Regions from separate parts of the Mus musculus genome. Here region 2 is linked to region 1. The links are chromatin loops, found by intact Hi-C in ENCODE. Cell type or tissue: heart. All regions are shown on one strand.

Region 1 (5,000 bases):
CACATTATGAAATCTTCTAGTCATATAGAAATGAAGATGTTGCCACAGCAATGGCGATTTCCGGGTGTTGTCCTAGCACCTTGCTGTGGTCTCTGTTTCTCTATTTGTCTCACTCTGTAGCTAGATAGGCCTTTTGAGGCATTTTAAAGTACGTTTGAGACATCATACTTTATTTTTAAATTATTTCCAGCTCCAAAGCTACAGTTATTTTGTAGAAATAATTCTTTAAGAAGAGTGGAGGACAGGGAGACATGACGGCCCTGTGAAGGAGCTGGGTGAGCCTGGGTTCAGGGCAGCCAAGATAGAATACAGATTTAGTAAGTAATAACTTGGGATTAACTACATGGAGGTTAGCCAGTGGCTCAGCTATTGTGCTAATTAAGGCATATTAAAATATAAAGGGTGTGTGTGTGTGTCTTCCATTCAGAAACATAAAGGTATATTCTTTTGTTTTAAGATAACATGTTCTATAAATATCTGTTAAATCCCTTTGGTCTATAACTTCTGTTAGTTTCACTGTGTCTCTGTTTAGTTTGTGTTTCCACGATCTGCCCCATTGCTGAGAGTAGGGTGTTGAAATCTCCCACTATTATTGTGAGAGGTGCAATGTGTGCTTTGAGCTTTAGTAAAGATTCTTTTATGAATGTGAGTGCCCTTGCATTTGGAGTATAGATGTTCAGAATTGAGAGGTCTTCCTGGTAGATTTTTCCTTTGATGAGAATGAAGTGTCCTTCCTTATCCTTTTTGATAACTTTTGGTTGAAAGTTGATTTTATTCAATATTAGAATGGCTACTCCAACTTGTTTCCTGGGACCATTTGTTTAGAAAATTGTTTTCTAGCCCTTTACTCTGAGGTACTGTCTGTCACTGAGGTGCATTTCCTGTATGCAGCAAAATGCTGGGTCCTGTTTATATATCCTGACTGGTTTTCTGTCTTTTTATTGGGGAATTGAGTCCATTGAGATTAAGAGATATTAAGGAATAGTGGTTGTTGCTTCCTGTTCCTTTTGATGCTATTTTTATGATTGTGTGTCTATCTTCTTTTGGGATTGTTGAAAGATTACTTACTTGCTTTTTCTAGGGTGAAGTCTCCCTCCTTGTGCTGGCATTTTCCATCTATTATCCTTTGTAATGCTGGATTTGTGGAAAGATATTGTGTAAATTTGTTTTTGTCATGGAATATCTTGGTTTCTCCATCTATGGTAATTGAGAGTTTTGCTGGGTATAGCAGCCTGGGCTGGCATTTGTGTTCTCTTAGGGATCTGCCCAGGATCTTCTAGCTTTCATAGTCTGGTAAGAAGTCTCGTGTAATTATGATAGGTCTGCCTTTATATGTTACTTGACCTTTTTCCCTTACTGCTTTTAATATTCTTTGTTTTGTGCATTTGGTGTTTTGACTATTATGTAACAGGAGGTCCAGTCTATTTGGAGTTCTGTAGGCTTCTTGTATGTTCATGAGCATCTCTTTCTTTAGGGAAGTTTTCTTCTATAATTTTGTTGAAGCTATTTCCTGGAAATTTATTATTAAATTTCCCTTTAAGTTGGGAAGCGTCGCTCTCTTCTATACCTATTATCCTTAGGTTTTTGTCTTCTCATTGTGTCCTGGATTTCTTGGATGTTTTGGGTTAGGAACTTTTTGTTTTTTGCATTTTCTCTGACTGTTGTGTCAATGTTTTCTATGGTATCTTCTGCACCTGAGATTCTCTCTTCTATCTCTTGTATTCTGTTGGTGATTCTTGTATCTATGACACCTGATCTCTTTCCCAGGTTTTCTATCTTCAGAGTTGTTTCCCTTTGTTATTTCTTTATTATTTCTATTTCCAGTTTTAGATCTTGGATGGTTTTGTTCAATTCCTTCACCTGTTTGGTTTTATTTTCCTGTAATACTTTAAGGGATTTTTGTGTTTCCTCCTTCTACCTGTTTACCTGAGTTCTCCTGTATTTCTTTAAGGGATTTATGTCCGTTTTAAAGCCCCCTATCATCATCATGAGATGTGATTTTAAATCAGAGTCTTATTTTTTCTGGTGTGGTGGAGTATCCAGGGCTCACTGTGGTGGGAGAACTGGTTTCTGATGATGCCAAGTAGCCTTGGATTTTGTTGCTTACATTCTTACCCTTACCTCTCACCATGTGGATATCTTTGATGTTAGCTGGTCTTTCTGTCTCTGACTGTGGCTTGTCCCTCCTGCAAGCCTGTGTCAGTACTCCTGGGAGACCAATTCTCTTCAGGAGGGATTTGGGTATGAAGATCTGTGGCATAGCTCCCCGGTGCAGACGGAAACCGAAGGATCCTGTCCCCGGCTGTTCCTTGGTTCTTGTTGGCACTGGTCCCTCTTGGGCCAGGAATTTGAGCAGAAGTTATGGTCTTACCTGCTCACAGGTATGTTGGCACTCCTGGGAGACCAGCTCTCTCCTGGCGGTATTTGGTTATAGAGTACTGTGGCACAGGATCTGCTCAGGGCTCAGATGGAAACTGGAAGCCAAATTGTACTTTAAGGAAGAACATGGAAATAGGATATTTTCATTGCTCCATGAGAACACCAGGGCCTTTGGGGGATCCAGGAGATGCTGGACGCTGTCAGCACAGCTATTCTGTAATCCCCTCTGCTGTCCCGTTCCAAAAAAAGTGATTTTTTAAAAAATCCAAACTCATAATAAAATTCAAATAATTTGGATTCATTGGTAAATAAACCAAAGTCAAATTTGATATTGCTCTCTTCAGTTCTCAGTGCTGTGAACTGCACCCAAGCCCTTATCATATGTGCCATCTTATGTGCCATCTAAGCTTTCTGCCACTAGCCTGTGTTAATTCCTACCACTGTTAAATTTTAAATGTAGCAAGAAGTAAAATTGATTTTCAAAAATGCTTTTTAAAAAAGTATTTATTATATACACAGCAGGCCAGAAGAGGGCACCAGATCTCATTATAGATGGCTTGGAGCCATCATGTAGTTGCTGGGAATTAAACTTAGGACATCTGGAAGAGCAGCCATTGCTCTTAACCTCTCAGCCATCTCTCCAGCCCCCAAAATATACTTTTAAATAGTTAATGTACTTTCAAAGGTATTTTTTATATATTGTGCTTGAAAATTTTTGGTAAATATAGGCAAAAATAAATAGCACTCATAATCTTAGTAACTAGACATTTACGATCACTGGTAAGTTTTGGCAACATTCTTCAAAAAAGAATACAAATCTTGTGTGTGTGTATGTGTGTGTGTGTGTAGTAGTAGTAGTAGTAGTAGTAGTTTGAATAGGAATGATCACCAAAGCTTATGTCTATGTATATACATATACATGTGTGTGTATGTATATATATATATATATATATATATATATATATATATATATACATGAACTATTTGAAAATTGCCAAGAACAGTTTTTATTTTTTAAGATTTTTATTATATATATGAGCACAGTACAATAAACTTGTCTTCAGACACACCAGAAGAGGGCATCAGATCCCATCACACATGGCTGTGAGCCACCAAGTGGTTGTTGGGAATTGAACTCTGGATCTCTCAGAAGAGCAGTCAGTGCTCTTAACCACTGAGCCGTCTCTCCAGTCCCCAAGGACGGTTTTCCTCTTACACATTTGGGTACAGGCCTCTTCAGGAAACCCTTTTAATACCATAACTTAATTTCCAGCATTAAGTGCAAAAGAAAGATCTCACCATATTCAGTAATGATTCTAGTGGTTCCAACTATTTTAATAAATGAGAAAGTGTGCTTTGGAGCCTAGAGAAATAGCTCAGAATTTGAAAGCACTGCTGCTCCTCCAGAGGACACGAGTTTGATTCCCATCACCACATCAGTCAGCTGGAAGCTGCCTGTGTCTCTAGCTCCATGGTCGTCCAGTGCTTCTGAACTCTGTGGGCACTAGTTCTCATGCACACAGGCACACATACGCACGGTTCAAATGATCACTAAAAGTTCTAAACAGAGTGCTTTTTATACTGTCAAATGGGACAGAATGAACACACGTTTCTCACCAACAGTCACAAATACCATGCATTCTTGGGAAACACTTTCTTGGTAATTTCCCCTTGTCTTAATAGAATGAAGCTAGCTAAATCTGAACAAGATGCAGACTCTATGGAAGTCCTTTCTATTCCTCACTCCTGAATGGTAGGAGTGACGTCACACAAGCCATACCATGTGCACAGCGCCATGAGGGACCCACAGATATGTCTTAAGTTTTATGAAGAAAAACTAACTACCCTGCTGTAGATATAATCCCTCCATTCTTGAACAAGCTATTTCTTGCAATCGACAGAGAGTTTTACTCTCTGCTTTGCTGCAGAGGTGAGTGAGGTTCCTGGCCTGCTCTCCCAAGTGCTACAGCTGGCAAGGGGTGGGGCTGGCTCTCCCAAGCTGCCTAGGCAAGGGGCAGGGCCATCTCATAGAAAAGGGATGGGACTGGCCCACCTACACCCATGACATCAGGGCCAGCAATACTGTGCTGCCCAGGTGAAGTGTGGAAGCACTCTCCTGAGTGTGTTAGCCAAGGCGCAGGACCAGCTCTACTGTGCTGCTTGGGCGAAGTATAGGGCCTGCTCTGCCAAGTGCTGCAGCCCTTGTGGGGCACCTCCAGCTCTGGGCATCCCTTGGACATAAACATGGTACCAGGTGGCAGCCCACAACAGGGATGTCCATATGGCTTTTGGTGATAATATCAACATAGACCCCCACTGCTGTATGGCCACAAACCCAGACACTGCCCTCAGTGGCATTATGGGCCAGGACCAAACCATGGCTACAAGTGGCAGGGCAGGCTACTCACATTGTTTCTGATCATGAGCACATCTCCAGCTCTGCCTCTCCTCATTTGGCACACAGTTTACTGCTTCTCTTTCTATCCCATTTCTCCACATTTACTTGTTCCTCTCAGCAGGCTGGGGTGGTCTGGTGTGGTCTAACTGGGTGTGACAAAGGACTGCGGTTTCCCTTTCCTAGTTTTTCTAGAGATATTGAGGGCTCTTTGGGCTCTGCTGGC
Region 2 (5,000 bases), 55 kb after region 1:
CAGGTTCAGTTCCCAGCACCCACATGGAGGTTCACAACCCTCTATCTATAGCTCCAGTTCCTGACCTGTTCTGACTTCCACGGGCACCAAGCATGCACATGATACACACAGACACATGCAGGCAAGGCACTCATACACTTAATTTATTTTAATCTCAAAGCAAGATTGGTTGTACATGTATACAGTGGCATTTGGGCATGATTCCCATATGGACACCAACATTCATGGATATTTAAGTCTCTTAAAGGACTTCTTGTAGTATTTTACATGTTGAGATAGCAGTAAGAATTCTATTTCTATTTATCTAGGTCTCCCAAAGTAGATTTAGTTTCTTAATAATATTTTTCCAGGTACATTCTTGGCTGGCAGTACTTTGAATATTTCATATCATTCTTTTCTTGTATACAAAGTTTCTGCTGAGAAAATCTAATACATGTAATCTTGTATATGTTTTTCTCTTGATACTCTTAAGACTCTCTCTATGTTCTGGCAGTCTGCTTAGGATTTATTCCTCTGAAGTGATTCGAGCGCCTTTCATGTGTGTGCTCATTTCTCTCTGATCTTCAAGTAGGCTCTCTGCTTCCTTCTCATCCTGCATGTTCAGTAGTGTGCCTGTAGTTCAGCTCCTTGGTGCCACAGACTCTTAGGCTCGCCTCATTGTTTGTTCTCCTTTGCCCCGGTAAATTAAAAAAGTGCTGCCTGTTAGTTTTCCTGATTGTTTTTAGTTTTTTTGAAGGCAGGGTCTCACTATGTAGCCCTGGCTAGCCCAGAACTACGTAGACCAGACTGGCCTTTAACTAACAGAGATTGGCCTGACTCTGCCTCCTGAGGGTCGGGATTGGAGTGTGGACACCACGCCTGGCAGGTTCACTGAATCTTGATTTCCATTTGTTATGGTTTGGATGGGCGCCCACCAAACGCACATATATTAAAGATGTGGCTCCCAGGTGTGGTGCTATTGAGTGGCGGGAGAACTTGGAAAGATTCCCTATGGGAAGTTCTTAAGTCCTCCTTAGTCTGAAAGGGGAATGTAGGATCTCATTTTGTCCTCTCTCTCCTGCCTAGCTTGTATAAATGGTTTACTTCAACATGTTCTGCTGGGAGCTTAACCCAGAGTCCTCTCTGAAGCAGCCTAGAGGGAAAAAGCATTGGTAGGGGCAAGACTTGGTCTTGCGAATGTAAAGTTGCTTTCTATAATAACATATGCCTATCTTGACTTTAAGTTACTCTGAGGCCAGAAGCTGCAGGCCTCTGGATCTACTGACACTTGTTGCTAACAGCAGGTTTTATGGCTAGGGCTCACAGTTTCTGGCCAGGCAGCCAGAAGCCCTTCACTGCCCTGGCTGCTTAACCCTGTGTGAGCCAGAGAGGAAGGAAAGGAAAAGAATTAAGATGCTTTATACAGGCAAATACGCACAGATGCATAGACATTCACACATATTTACCTTTTCATTCAGGTTCTCATTCACACATTAACCCAGTCACATGTTTGTTGGCTCAACCACCTCTATTCACTCCACCACTATTCACACTTGCTTACATACACACATGTACCTACACAGACACATATAGGCAAACAGACATATACACATGGATGGATAGATGGAGCAGAGACACCCAAACCAAACCATCTAACCAACAACTTTACTTCTTTTTGCTAGGCTTTTTATATCTTCATAGACAAAACGTCCTTTAGAAAAATGACCTCAGAGATAAAATGGGAGCTACAGAAGGGTGCTGACATTAAGTTCAAAGCAGTGTTCCATTCTAATATGCTCATTGTAAGTTCAAAGCAACAGTTTTTACACGGCCTTGCCTTATCATTGTGCACACCTGTGGCTTTATCCTTGGACCTAAATGTTCTTCCTTGAACACAAATTTGGCCCAAGTCTATTTCTCTTTTTAATGAGGAGTGGGCAAATTCTATTCTTCATTCTGACGTTAGTAAATCTTTCTAGCAAAGCAACTAAGACCATCTTTTAATACTTTTTTCCTAAAATTATCTGAAATCAGGAATTCTATAGAATCATTAATTCCTCTAAATAGCATTAGTTCATGAAAGTTCATCTTTATGTTGACATGCAGGAAATAGGGTGGGCTAATGCCCAGGGGTTGTTATATTAACTTAGTAATGACAGGAAAGGCACATCAGCTGCAAGAAGCAATCCTGGGATGAAGTCTCTTTGGGACCCTGCCATCAAGCTCACTCATTGCAGACCATACAAAAATGGTGGAGCACCTCCAGGAAGGTGGCCTTAGCCTATCCTAGATGGCTCCTAACAATGTGCACCATACAATGTGCATCTCATGGCCATTCAGTATCAACGCCAGAGATCCAAAGCCATAGAACTATCTAAACTTGAGTGGGAACGTCGAAAATTGTAAGCCAATTAAAAAAAATTGATACCCATATCTTGTTACAGTTATACAAAGTTAATACATACCTGTTCAAATCTGCTACTAAGGCAAGAACTTTCAATGCAGGAATATATTCCTTAGTTCCATAACTGGGTTGCTCTTTATTATAGTTATCTCTTTGTTGACATTTCCTTTTCTTCATACTGAATTTCTTGATTTTTCTTAGTCGTCCATGCTTTTAAACTTATAAAGCATCTTTGTGATGATTTTGAATTCTTCAAGTTGTCTTCTGGAAACTGCTGTGTGTGTGTGAGTGTGTGCCCGAGCGTGTGCGTGTGCACATGCACATGTGGTGGTTTGAACATGTTTGGCCCAGAGGGAGTAGCACTGTTAGGAAGTGTGGCCTTCTTAGATAAGGTGTGGCCTTGTTGAAGGCCTACATTGTGGGGGTAGGCAATGAGACTCTCCTAACCATGTGGGAGCCAGTTTTCTAGTGGCCTTCACATGAAGGTTTCTTAGCTCCTCCTGCACCATATCTGCCTGGGTGCTGCCACGCTCCTACCTTGATGGGCCTGTAAGCTCTGAACCTGTGAGCCAGCCCCAATTAAGGAAACTCTTATAAGAGTTGACTTGGTCATGGTGTCTGTTTACAGTAGTAAAACCCTAAGGTAGAAGTTGGTACCAGAAGTGGCATTGCTGTGATAGGCCTGAGCTTACTTTTGTTTGAAGAAATGTGGCTTTTGGAACTTTGTACAGCAGCAGAATGCTTTAAGTGCGGTTTAATGGGCCGTGCTACTAGGAGCATAGAGGACAGTGGTCCTAAGCATGTTTTGAACTGTGGGGCCATAACTCAAAGAGGTTTCAGAGGACAAGACTTTTAGTATGTAGCCTAGAGACTGCTGTTGTGATATTTTTGTGAAGAGTATGGCTGCCTTTTGCCATTGTCCGAAGAGTCTGCTTGAGGCCAAGGTGAAGAGATTTAGATTGCTTTGACAAAGAAGTCTCCAAACAGCCCCTGGTATACATTCTGATGTGTTCATTCTTTGTGTGTGTGTGTGTGTGTGTGTGTGTGTGTGTGTGTGTGTGTGTGTGTGTGTGTGTGGTTTTTCGAGACAGAGTTTCTCTGTATAGCCCTGGCTGTCCTGGACCAGGCTGGCCTCGAACTCAGAAATCCGCCTACCTCTGCCTCCTGAGTGCTGGGATTAAAGGCGTGCGCCACCATGCCCGTCTCTATAGTACATTCTTATGAAGAGTCTTTTAATGAAAAATAGCAAGCTTAAAAAGAAAAAAATACAAAATGTATGGTTCAAAGAGTAAAAGGGCACCAAGAAGTGCAATGGAGCTAAGTCCTATGTTCAAGGAGATAAACAGATCACCGGAGTGGAGACTTTGGGGCAAGATCCTGCCCAGCTAAGTTTAGGTCCAGAGCAAGTTCTAATAGAGAATAGCTTAAGTCCAGGCATGGAGGACCACACTTTTAATCTCAGCACTTAGGAGACAGGCATCCAGGTCTTTGAGTTCAAGGTCAATCTACAAAGCAAGTTCCAGGACAGCCAAGCATAGGCCGTGAAGGAGTTAGAAAACAGAAAGCTGATAATAGAACAATGGGGCATGTTCCAGCAAGCAGAACTCTGCAGCTTCAGCCAAGTGGCTCTTCTGGCTTTAGAGTCAAAAATAAAAAGGGCTTCTGGGACAACTGATGCTGGTTAGCTGAAGCTAAGAAATTAGCAATGATTAAGAAGAGACCAGCGTCACCGAAGCAAAATCTTCTGGGAAGTGTTTTCTGGGAGCACAAAGAAGCTGTGTTCCGGAGATAACCAAGGCTGTACCTCGTGCTGCAGCAGTAGCTGGTAATGTGTAAGAGTTACCCAGGTAGTACTGGTTTTGAAGGTATGAAGGGGTTATGGAGAGCAGCCGAGGCTTGGCACTGTGAGAGGTCAGGGAAGGCCACTGGTGAAGGTGCAGCCTCAGTTGCAGTTGATGGCCCAGGACTGAAGGAGTCATGCAAAGAAACTGAGGCTTGCCACCATGAAGAGAGCCCATGAGAGGCTACTGGTGAAGCCTAGTTGCAGCAGAAGTTTCCAGTGAATTAAGAGATGCCAGTATCATGGTATGATTACCAAGAACAGCAGCAGCAGTGGAGTCGAGTCAACCAGAGCCTAGAGTGCTACATTGTACAGTACTGGAGAAGGGACCCAAGCTCTTTGAAGGAGCCCAGATCATCCTGTGTGGATCCAGACACTGGAATAAGAAGCTGTAAAATGGAAGTTGCCTTGGATATCCCAAGTTGTAAGCGATATCAGAGCTGTGTGAGGCGTGCTGAGGAAAGCTGCTAACAGGGAATGGAACCAGCCCAAGAGAAAGAAGTTTGTTGCTGCTGAATGACAGATCTGCCAACAGTAGTGACTAAGCATGAAAGAAGTTGGAGATCTGAGGAGCGCTCGGACATCGGACACAGAGATGTGAAGCTTGCCCAGCTGGTTTTCTGTCCTGCTTTGGTCCAGTATTTTTGACTTTATAGGGGATTCAGTTAAGAGACTGCATGGATCTCAGAAGAGACTTTGAACTTTTAACTTTGTTGAGAGTGCTATAAACAATGGGGACTTTTGAAGTTGAATTAAATGTATTTTGCATTATGCTAT

What was found. A loop is a pair of places that touch in the nucleus more often than their neighbours do. Peaks named below come from ENCODE experiments on the same cell type or tissue, not always from the same donor. Only the 100,000 strongest peaks of a DNase experiment are listed, where the experiment ranks them.
Region 2: it touches region 1 in a loop (10-fold over the local background); 9 of 42 quality-filtered maps call a loop at or near these places.

The regions. Positions count from the first base shown.
Region 1 is chr10:117,269,299-117,274,298 of GRCm38, forward strand. No RefSeq gene overlaps it. Among named protein-coding and RNA genes, the nearest start is that of Lyz2, 10 kb to the right of the region's middle. In heart, a CTCF peak has its summit at 2,907 (motif pointing right); no DNase peak of the experiment used is centred here; H3K27ac peaks cover 657 bases; H3K27me3 peaks cover 628 bases.
Region 2 is chr10:117,324,497-117,329,496 of GRCm38, forward strand. No RefSeq gene overlaps it. Among named protein-coding and RNA genes, the nearest start is that of Lyz1, 34 kb to the left of the region's middle. In heart, no CTCF peak of the experiment used is centred here; no DNase peak of the experiment used is centred here; H3K27ac peaks cover 408 bases.